Regions from separate parts of the Homo sapiens genome. Here all the other regions are linked to region 1. Evidence: chromatin contacts called from ENCODE Hi-C data. All regions are on one chromosome and are shown on one strand. The core of a region is the stretch at or near the end of the contact, and the rest is flanking DNA. Distances in the headings are between cores, read along the strand shown. Region 1 has its middle 9.7 kb from the start of CLECL1. Region 2 has its middle 36 kb from the start of KLRG1. Region 3 holds the start of KLRK1-AS1 (KLRK1 antisense RNA 1).

Evidence for each region. Hi-C counts contacts between places; a loop is a spot of excess contacts on that map. Pooled maps may share reads with other maps.
Region 2: a loop to region 1 is called in a pooled map, with 5 times the contacts of the local background. The contact joins two enhancer-like sites. A Hi-C loop is called at or near these places in 3 of 50 pooled maps.
Region 3: a loop to region 1 is called in a pooled map, with 2.9 times the contacts of the local background. The contact joins the promoter of KLRK1-AS1 here to the enhancer-like site in region 1. A Hi-C loop is called at or near these places in 1 of 168 maps with a recorded cell type or tissue (CD8-positive, alpha-beta T cell), 1 of 37 single-sample maps with no recorded cell type and 5 of 50 pooled maps.

The regions. Positions count from the first base shown.
Region 1 is chr12:9,741,468-9,744,149 of GRCh38, forward strand. No RefSeq gene overlaps it. Among named protein-coding and RNA genes, the nearest start is that of CLECL1, 9.7 kb to the left of the region's middle. RefSeq lists enhancers at 1,743-1,812, 1,833-1,902. Within about 2 kb of position 1,329, at least 9 of the 41 ENCODE cell types and tissues checked have a DNase peak (open chromatin) inside an H3K27ac peak, as active enhancers do; they include CD8-positive, alpha-beta T cell, where a contact is called at or near this core.
Region 2 is chr12:9,023,758-9,026,439 of GRCh38, forward strand. It overlaps a transcript of KLRG1 not described here. Among named protein-coding and RNA genes, the nearest start is that of KLRG1, 36 kb to the left of the region's middle. Within about 2 kb of position 1,379, at least 3 of the 41 ENCODE cell types and tissues checked have a DNase peak (open chromatin) inside an H3K27ac peak, as active enhancers do.
Region 3 is chr12:10,362,391-10,365,072 of GRCh38, forward strand. KLRK1-AS1 (KLRK1 antisense RNA 1) reads left to right here and starts at 1,379. Exons shown (of 4, transcript NR_120430.1): 1 at 1,379-1,643. RefSeq lists enhancers at 1,850-1,899, 2,360-2,429.

The DNA of each region.
Region 1 (2,682 bases), core at 79-2,578:
AATCTTAATTTACACTAAACTTATAAATACAGTTTGATGATTTGATTAGCTAAAAGCTAACATTTACTAAGAACATTGTGTGTGTCAGGTATTGGCTCATTTAAGTCTTCTGGTATCACAACTGTAGGAGCTAGGCACCTTTATTATCCCATTTAAGTGCTGATGAGGAAAACAAGGTACTTCACTCAAAGTCACACAGAAGGATAGGAGTTGAGCAGAAATTTGAAACCAGATTACTTGACACCAAAGCCTATAAATACAATGGTTAAACTATATTGCTTTCCCTGAAACTGGAAGTTGAGATTAAAAATGATGTCCTCCCTTCAGGGAGCTGATTTTCTAGTATGTCAATAAGTAAGTAATTTACTGACAATTGATATACAAAACAAAAATGCCCCAACAGAGCACGCATGAGATTTTACCGCAGCCCACAGGTGCATCAGAGAGGAAGTGCCACTTGAAATAAGATGTTACATTGACATAAATAAGCATTTAGTTTTACTAAGAAACAGAGATGATGAATCAGTGGTCTAACCACACTGAAATGGGCGGTGAAGAAGCATTTTCAGGTTTTGCAGCAATTTGTGTTAGGCTGGTTTGTCTTTGTCATTCTAGGGTTTTAAAAAACTTCATACAAATGGAATCACACAATCTCGTGATCATTTATGTTTGGCTTCTTTGCTTATCAGTAGGTTTCTGATATTTGTTTGTGTTTTTGCATGTGTAACGGGTATAGTGCTTCTTGTATGGATGCTGCAACATTTATCTATTTTATAGTTGATGGACATCTGATTCCAATTCAGGGCTATTATGAATAAAACTGCTATGAATATTGATTCCTGTCTTTGGGTGCACATACATGTTTGTTTCTATTAACGAGTGAGTGGAATTCCTGGTTCACAGAGTATGCTGATGTGCAGCTTTAGTAGAGATGACCAAATTAAGATGGTTATTAATTTGAACTTCCTTCAGGTTTATGAACATTTCAGTTGATCTAAATTCTCACCAACCTTTGGTATTCTCAGATTTTATTTCTGTTTATTTCTTTAAAAATTTTAGATATTCTAGTTGGTGTGTAGTGACTCCTTTAAGTTTTTTCATTTCTCTGATGACGAATTTGAGTGTTTTGATAAGCTTTTTTGCCATTTTGGTGTCCTTTTTCTGGGAAATCACTTCTGTAGTCTTTTTCTCACTTAAACATTTGTTGTTGCCTGTCTTTTTAAACCGATTCATGAGTTTGAAAACTCTCACTCTCCCATTCTTTGCTGAGAGACTTTGCGTGCACTTGGGGGCACACCCTGGACCCTCAGCAAGCAGTTCGCTGTGCTGTTCCTTCACTTCCTGCACAGGCTGAGCTTCGAGGTCAGCCAGAGGTGAGAGCTTAGGTTCTTCTCAGGTAACTCCTGAACCTGTTTACAGCCCTGTACATTCACACTGCACAGGCTGAGCTTCGAGGTCAGCCAGAGGTGAGAGCTTAGGTTCTTGTCAGGTAACTCCTGAACCTGTATACAGCCCTGGACATTCACACTGCCCTGTGCTTTTGCACAACCTTCAAGATTCCAAGAAATATGTTGGAGATTTTGAAGCCTACTATAGACATCTCATTTCCAGTTTTTTTTTTTTTAAGTTTTCATCAGCTCTTTGTCTCAGTTTTTATTATATTGCTGCCTCCGGAAGTTAAACAATTATCCCTGGTGTTTTTGACAAACACCCTCAGAAATTATGGAAAGAGTAGACGAATTTAAATAGTCTGGAAGTGAGTAGGCAAGCTTCAGCAACAGTGCAAGCTGGAAGAAAAGGAGGTGTTCTGCCAGTAGGGGGCCCTGTGTGATTGAAGTTGCCATAAACTTTGACAAAAATGAAACCAGGCATTCAGCTTTAAATATATATATAATTTGAGACAGAGTCTCTCTCTGTCACCCAGGCTGGAGTGCAGTGGCAGGATCTCAGCTCGCTGCAACCTCCCCCTGCCAGGTTGAAGTGATTCTCTTGCCTCAGCCTCCCGAGTAGCTGGGATTATAAGCACCTGCCACCACGCCTGGCTAATTTTTGTATTTTTAGTAGAGGTGGGTTTTCACCATGTTGGCCAGGTTGGTCTCAAACTCCTGACTTCAGGTGATCCACTCGCCTTGGCCTCCCAAAGTGCTGGGATTACAGGCATGAGCCACCATTCCCATCCAACGTCCTATATTTTTGAGTGTCAAAATACGTCATGTTTTTCCAAAGTGTCAGATTGCCTGGCTGTGAAGCGTAGATCTGAAATTTAAAGACTTCCGGTAAAGCAATTATTTGTGACTTGGTTTTGTTACATATTAAATGAGATATTAGATCTAAGTCACAGGGCCGTTTTGGAGATTACATGAATTATATGTAAAACATTTAGTGTCTGGCATATAGAAACACTATAGAGATGTTATAATTATTGTCGTATTTTAATCATCCTTATTGTAATTACCGCCATCTGGTACACACTTTGTTACTTTTATTATTTTGGTGCTTTGGATAATACAGGGAGCAAGAGTGCTAAAACTTAGCAAAGTAGTGTGGGTTGAAGACCACATCATACAGAACCAGCGATAAATCAACAAGATATGACCAGTGGAGCAGACTGGAGCAACAGTTAAGAGAGAGAATTAATAAGCAACAAACAAGTTTTTAAGTACCCTCTGAGAATTCTCAGGA
Region 2 (2,682 bases), core at 129-2,628, 720 kb before region 1:
GTTGCTCAGACTTGTCTTGATCTCCTGGCCTTAAGTGATCCTCTAGTCTTGGCCTCCTGGGCTGCTGGGATTACAGGCATGAGCCACAGTATCCAGCCTGTTTTTATATAACTTTTATACATGGTGTGAGATATAGGTTGAGGTTTTTTTTTTCTTATAAATGCCCAATTATTTTAGAACCATTTATTTAAATAAGTATCCTTTTTCCATTGAATTCTTTTGGCACCTATGTTGAAAATCAATTGATCGTGAACACATGGATTTTTTTTTTTTTTTTTTTTTTTTTTTTGAGCCAGAGTCTCTCTCTATTGCCCAGGCTGGAGTGCAGTGGGTGATCTCAGCTTACTGCAACCTCCTCCTCCCAGGTTCAAGTGATTCTCCTGCCTTATCCTCCTGAGTAGCTGGGATCACAGGTGTGCACCACCATGCCTGGCTAATTTTTGTATTTTTAATAGAGACAGGGGTCACTATGTTGGCCGGGCTAGTCTCAAACTCCTGACCTCAGGTGATCCGCCCACCTCAGCCTTCCAAGGTGCTGGGATTACAGGTGTGAGCCACCGTGCCTGGCCAACACATGGGTTTATTTCTGCATTCTCTTCTGTTCCTTTTTAAAATATATCTATCCTGTCACTTCTACCCCACTGTAATTTTATAGTAAGTCTATAAGTAAGAATATAGCGTAGTATAGTTCTCCAACTTTGTTTTTCTTTTTAAAAATTGTTTTATCTGTTCTTGGTCCTGAGGGTTTTACTACAGATTTTAGATAAATGTTCTTTTCATACATTTTGCGTATGTGTGAATATAATGGGGGAAATCACTGAGTTAATGGCAATATGCATTTTAAATTTTATAAGATAGCTTTAAATGGCCCCACCAATGTAAACTCTCCAGCGATGTATAAATTTGGGTGCCTATTTCTTTATACCCTCACAAGGCAGAGATAAGGTGAACCCCAGGCTCTTCATGATTATGATGACTTCACCCCTGGTTCCATTTTTGAAGGATAATGAGGGGTTTTTACCTAGAAGGAGGTCTTTCATATTCTTCACACTGGAACATCTACAATACACATCTTTCCCTTGCTAGTAATGCTCTCACAGGGCAAAGTTTTGGTGATAGTAAAGTCTTTATTTCTATATTAGCACTGAGAAGGGAAAGGAAGTAAAGAAGAGGGAAGAAAACTGGTGGCACAGAGGAAAGAGCATAAAAATGATGTGGTAAAAGCTAAAGAAGAAGTGGTTTTCAAGGGGGAGGGAGCACTTACTAGAACAAAATGCCAAAGAGTTGTAAAGTAACATAATGAGAGGAGAGTATTCAATGGAAATGGCAATATGAAGGTCATGTTTATCATTCTTCACTGGTGTGGTGGTGACAGGTGAAATTTCAGCAGGCTGATCATACAAGGTAAGGAAATGGAAACAATGAGTTTAGATGGTTTGAAGTCTGGTTAAGACAGGAAGGAAAGAGATAATATCTAAGTAGAGTCATATGTCGGGTCAATAGATCTTAAAATACAGATAGAAGACAGTAACACATTTTGTAACTTGAGGTAACAAAATTATGTTGAAAGGGAGAGATTAAAAATGCATGTGGGTGTGGCTGGGTACAGTGGTTCATGCCTGTAATCTCAGCACTTTGGGAGGCCGAGGCAGGCAGATCACTTGAGGCCAGGAGTTTGAGATCAGTCTGGCCAACATGGTGAAACCCCGTCTCTACTAAAAATACAAAAATTAGCTGAGCACGTTAGCACATGCCTGTAGTCCCAGCTACTCAGGAGAGTGAGGCACGAGAATCACTTGAACCCAGGAGGTGGAGTTTGCAGTGAGCCGAGATCGTGCGACTGCACTCCAGCCTGGATGACAGAGTGAGACTTCATCTCAAAAAAAACCCAAAAAATATGCATGTGAGAGAGGATGCTTTATAGACCAAGATTCTTGAGTCAGTGGATGAATATGAAGCTGACTGGACAACTGGAAGAAGTAACCTTGGGTAGAAAGAGTGCCCCTTCCCCATGGAAGAAGGAAAGATGGGTGAGGATTCTGATGGGTTTATTACAAGTGATAGGGAAGTAAACTGTTATTACCTGGTGAACTTCATTTTCTCAGTGAAATCAAAGACAAGGTCATATACTAAGAAGGAGAGAGGAAATAATAGGTTTGGGGGTCTATGGACAGCAGAATTTTTGAATAATCACAAAGGGGAAAGAGAGGCATCTGCCTAGAGACACGACATTGCTGGGCAGCCCTGCGAGCTTGGGTGAGGCAGGGGGCCGAACATTTTCAGTGATTTCAATCTGTACTATTGCACGGTTTTTGGCAGCAGCCTACATGGGATTTGTCATAATAACAGAGAAATCAAATAGCAAGAAGGATGGAGGGAGAGGATGTTACAGAATGGTTTCAGGGGAAGAGAAAAGGTGTCAGAAAAGAGAAGTAGCCAGAAGTAGGCAAGAAACCCAAATAATAGGGTCCCTGAAGTGAGGGACATGTATAGGAAAAGATTTGGGAATAATAGTGTAGGAGATGAAATAAAACACCACAGTGAACATTTTTGTACATGTATTCTGTTTTCTCATGTTTTGAAAGCATGAGCCAAAAACGTATGCCAAAACAAAAATGTTAATAGATACCACTGGATTACTTTCCAAAAAGACTGAAGCAGTTTTACTGCCACTGGCAACAG
Region 3 (2,682 bases), core at 129-2,628, 620 kb after region 1:
CCTCTTTTAAAAAGTTCTAAATTGCTAGCCAGTCGGGACAAATACAGAATGTGAGGTCCTGTTCCAGTCAATGGAAACTGGATACAGCAGTAGGGTGGATGCGGCAGGTTATAAATGATGCTGTCTCCTTTGTTTGGTGTACACTCGTGGCAAAACTGCTGATGAGTATACCCTTTCTGCAGGAAGTAAAAAAAAAAAATGGCCACACTAAATAAATCTATGTTCAAGTGCTATTTTTTTATGGCACTGGGGAACAAGCATTTCAAACAATTTGGTGGCAGTCTGTATGGGGATACATTCTCCTCCAGGGGTGGTCTCCAGTCCTCTCTCATGAGGGAGTGCACTCCCCTACCTCATTGAAGGGGCCCTCAGGAATGACAAATTGAGACAAATAAACCCAGACTCTCAGCAACACAGAGAGAAAAAAAAAAAAAAGAAACTGGCCAGCAACCTAGCTTAAAGGATCCTCACATACTGTGGCGACAACTTTGTGCACAGGCCAAGAAAGAAGAAGCTGTGGGAGCCAATAAAGTATTTCCTTGGTGATCGGGACTAAAAAAAAAAAAAAAAAAAAAGCCACAGGACGGTAAAGCATTCCTTAGTTAGGACGTACCAAGGAGAGAGAAACTGCAGGGTCAGTAGATTATTCCTTAGTCGGGATGTCTTGGAGGTTAAAAATAGGTGAGAAATCCCCATAGAAGGGGTGTTGAACCTCAGAAAGAGGTGAGAAATCCCCATGAGGCGGGTTGAACCTCAGAAAGAGGTGAGGAATCCCCATGGGAGGGGGGCGTTGAACCTCACACAAACTCCCAGTAGTAAGAAAAATATTCAGAACCCCCCTTTCCTTTCTTCTTGGGGGAAGAAAGAATAGCCCCACTGCCACCAGTCCCTTCCCTAGGGAAAGGGGAAGGAGGGGGAAAACAGCAGCATAGGTGGCTGGCATGGAACAGGAATTAAAATAAATTACAGAATGTGTAAGCAAAAACTCAGTTGTATATAAGAAAACCCAATTCCCCCCTGAGGAAGAGAAAGAGCCGGAGTCCTTTAAAAATTAACTGCCTGTTTTCTGTGGCTAGTGAGCCTTATCTCTCCCTTTCCCAGGCATTATGAAGACCCTATTTCTCTAGCTGTGCAGCTGCAAGGTCACTAGACAGATAAACTCAAGTCATAAAACATGTTTTTCCTTGAAAAGAAATGATGTCATGTATGTCTCAATTGAATAACTGTCTTTGTTTCTTGCTTCTGTTATACGCTTCCCCCTGCACAAATCTTCCCCCACCCACGAAATGCTTAAAAGGTAACTTGACTCTTTGTTTGGGGCTCAGTCCTTTGGATGTTAATCCAAGTGGACCAGTGCACCTAAATAATAAATATCCTCCTCAATCCCTTGGTCTCTCTGATTCCTTATATATCCCGATACATTTCTGGGGGCTCATCAGGATTGGAGATGACAGATTTACTGTCCCCTTTGCCTGCGATACTAGGTCCCCGGGGCCAGGAGAGACCCGGCATCCAAGGTGTGCCACAGCTGAGCTTCACCCGGATATATAGACCAGCTCTCCCCACGTCCCAGCACCCTGCCTGGCAGCGCAATGGAACCGAGGATGGGGCTGCAGGACGATACCAGCACTTCAGGAACTGTGGTAAGGAGTATAGGCCCAAGGCAGGAAAGCCCGTCCCATAGGGACAAAGGGGAGCTTGATCACCTCCCAGGGACTGACCACTAATCCAACCCAGAGTGGCTGGGGGCAGCAGGAGTGGCCTGCCAATTTGGATGAAGCTTATGTCCCCACTAACAAAGTGAAAGTGGTTCACTGGATCTGGAGACAGGAACTGGGAGTGGTGTGTGTATGTGTGTGAATATGGGAGCCTAACTAGGCTCACCCAGGTCATGAGAGAGGCTCATTCCATCCGATGAGGACTCCTGCAGTAGGAGTGGTGTATGTGTGTGAAAGTGGGAGCCTAACTAGACTCACCCGGGACATGAGAGAGGCTCATTTCGTCCAATGAGGAATCCTGGGGCAAGGAAGGTGTGTGAAAGTGTGTGAAAGCGATGGTCTCGGGAGAGGCCAATGCAGGGAGTGACGTGGGGAGGCACAGATCCCTTAGCACGGGCTGTGTGCTCTGAGGCGAGTGTGGGGGGAAATCAGACCTAGGACATTGCATACAGCTGATAGGACGAGCTTTGCAGCTGTAGCAGGCTGTGACAGGGGAAGACACCTTCCTGGCTAAGCAGTGTCCGAAACTCCTGTAATAGGACCGGGTCTGCTGGACCTGAGAGTGAAAGTGAGAGTGAGAGTGAGAGTGTGCCGCAAGGGAGGAAATGGGAGGGAAAGCGTCAAAACCAACTCCTTTGGAGTGCATGATAAAAATTTTAAAGAAAGGATTTAGAGGTGATTGTGGGATGAAACTGGATGTTCAAAAGTTAAAGACATACTGTGAATTACAATAGCCCTCTTTTAGTGTCAGATGGCTGGCCGAAGGCACTGTAGAGAAATTGGCCGTGTGTTTTAAGGTGGTGACTAGGGTCGGAGGACAGCCAGGGCATTCAGACCTAGTCTTTATATTGACTCATGGCTAAATGTACGCAGCCCTGCCTAGCAGTTTATTGTAGAATGCTCGCAGCTCACGCCGAGATAAACCAACTGTGCTGGCAGCTACGGAGTTAAAGGGAAAGTCACA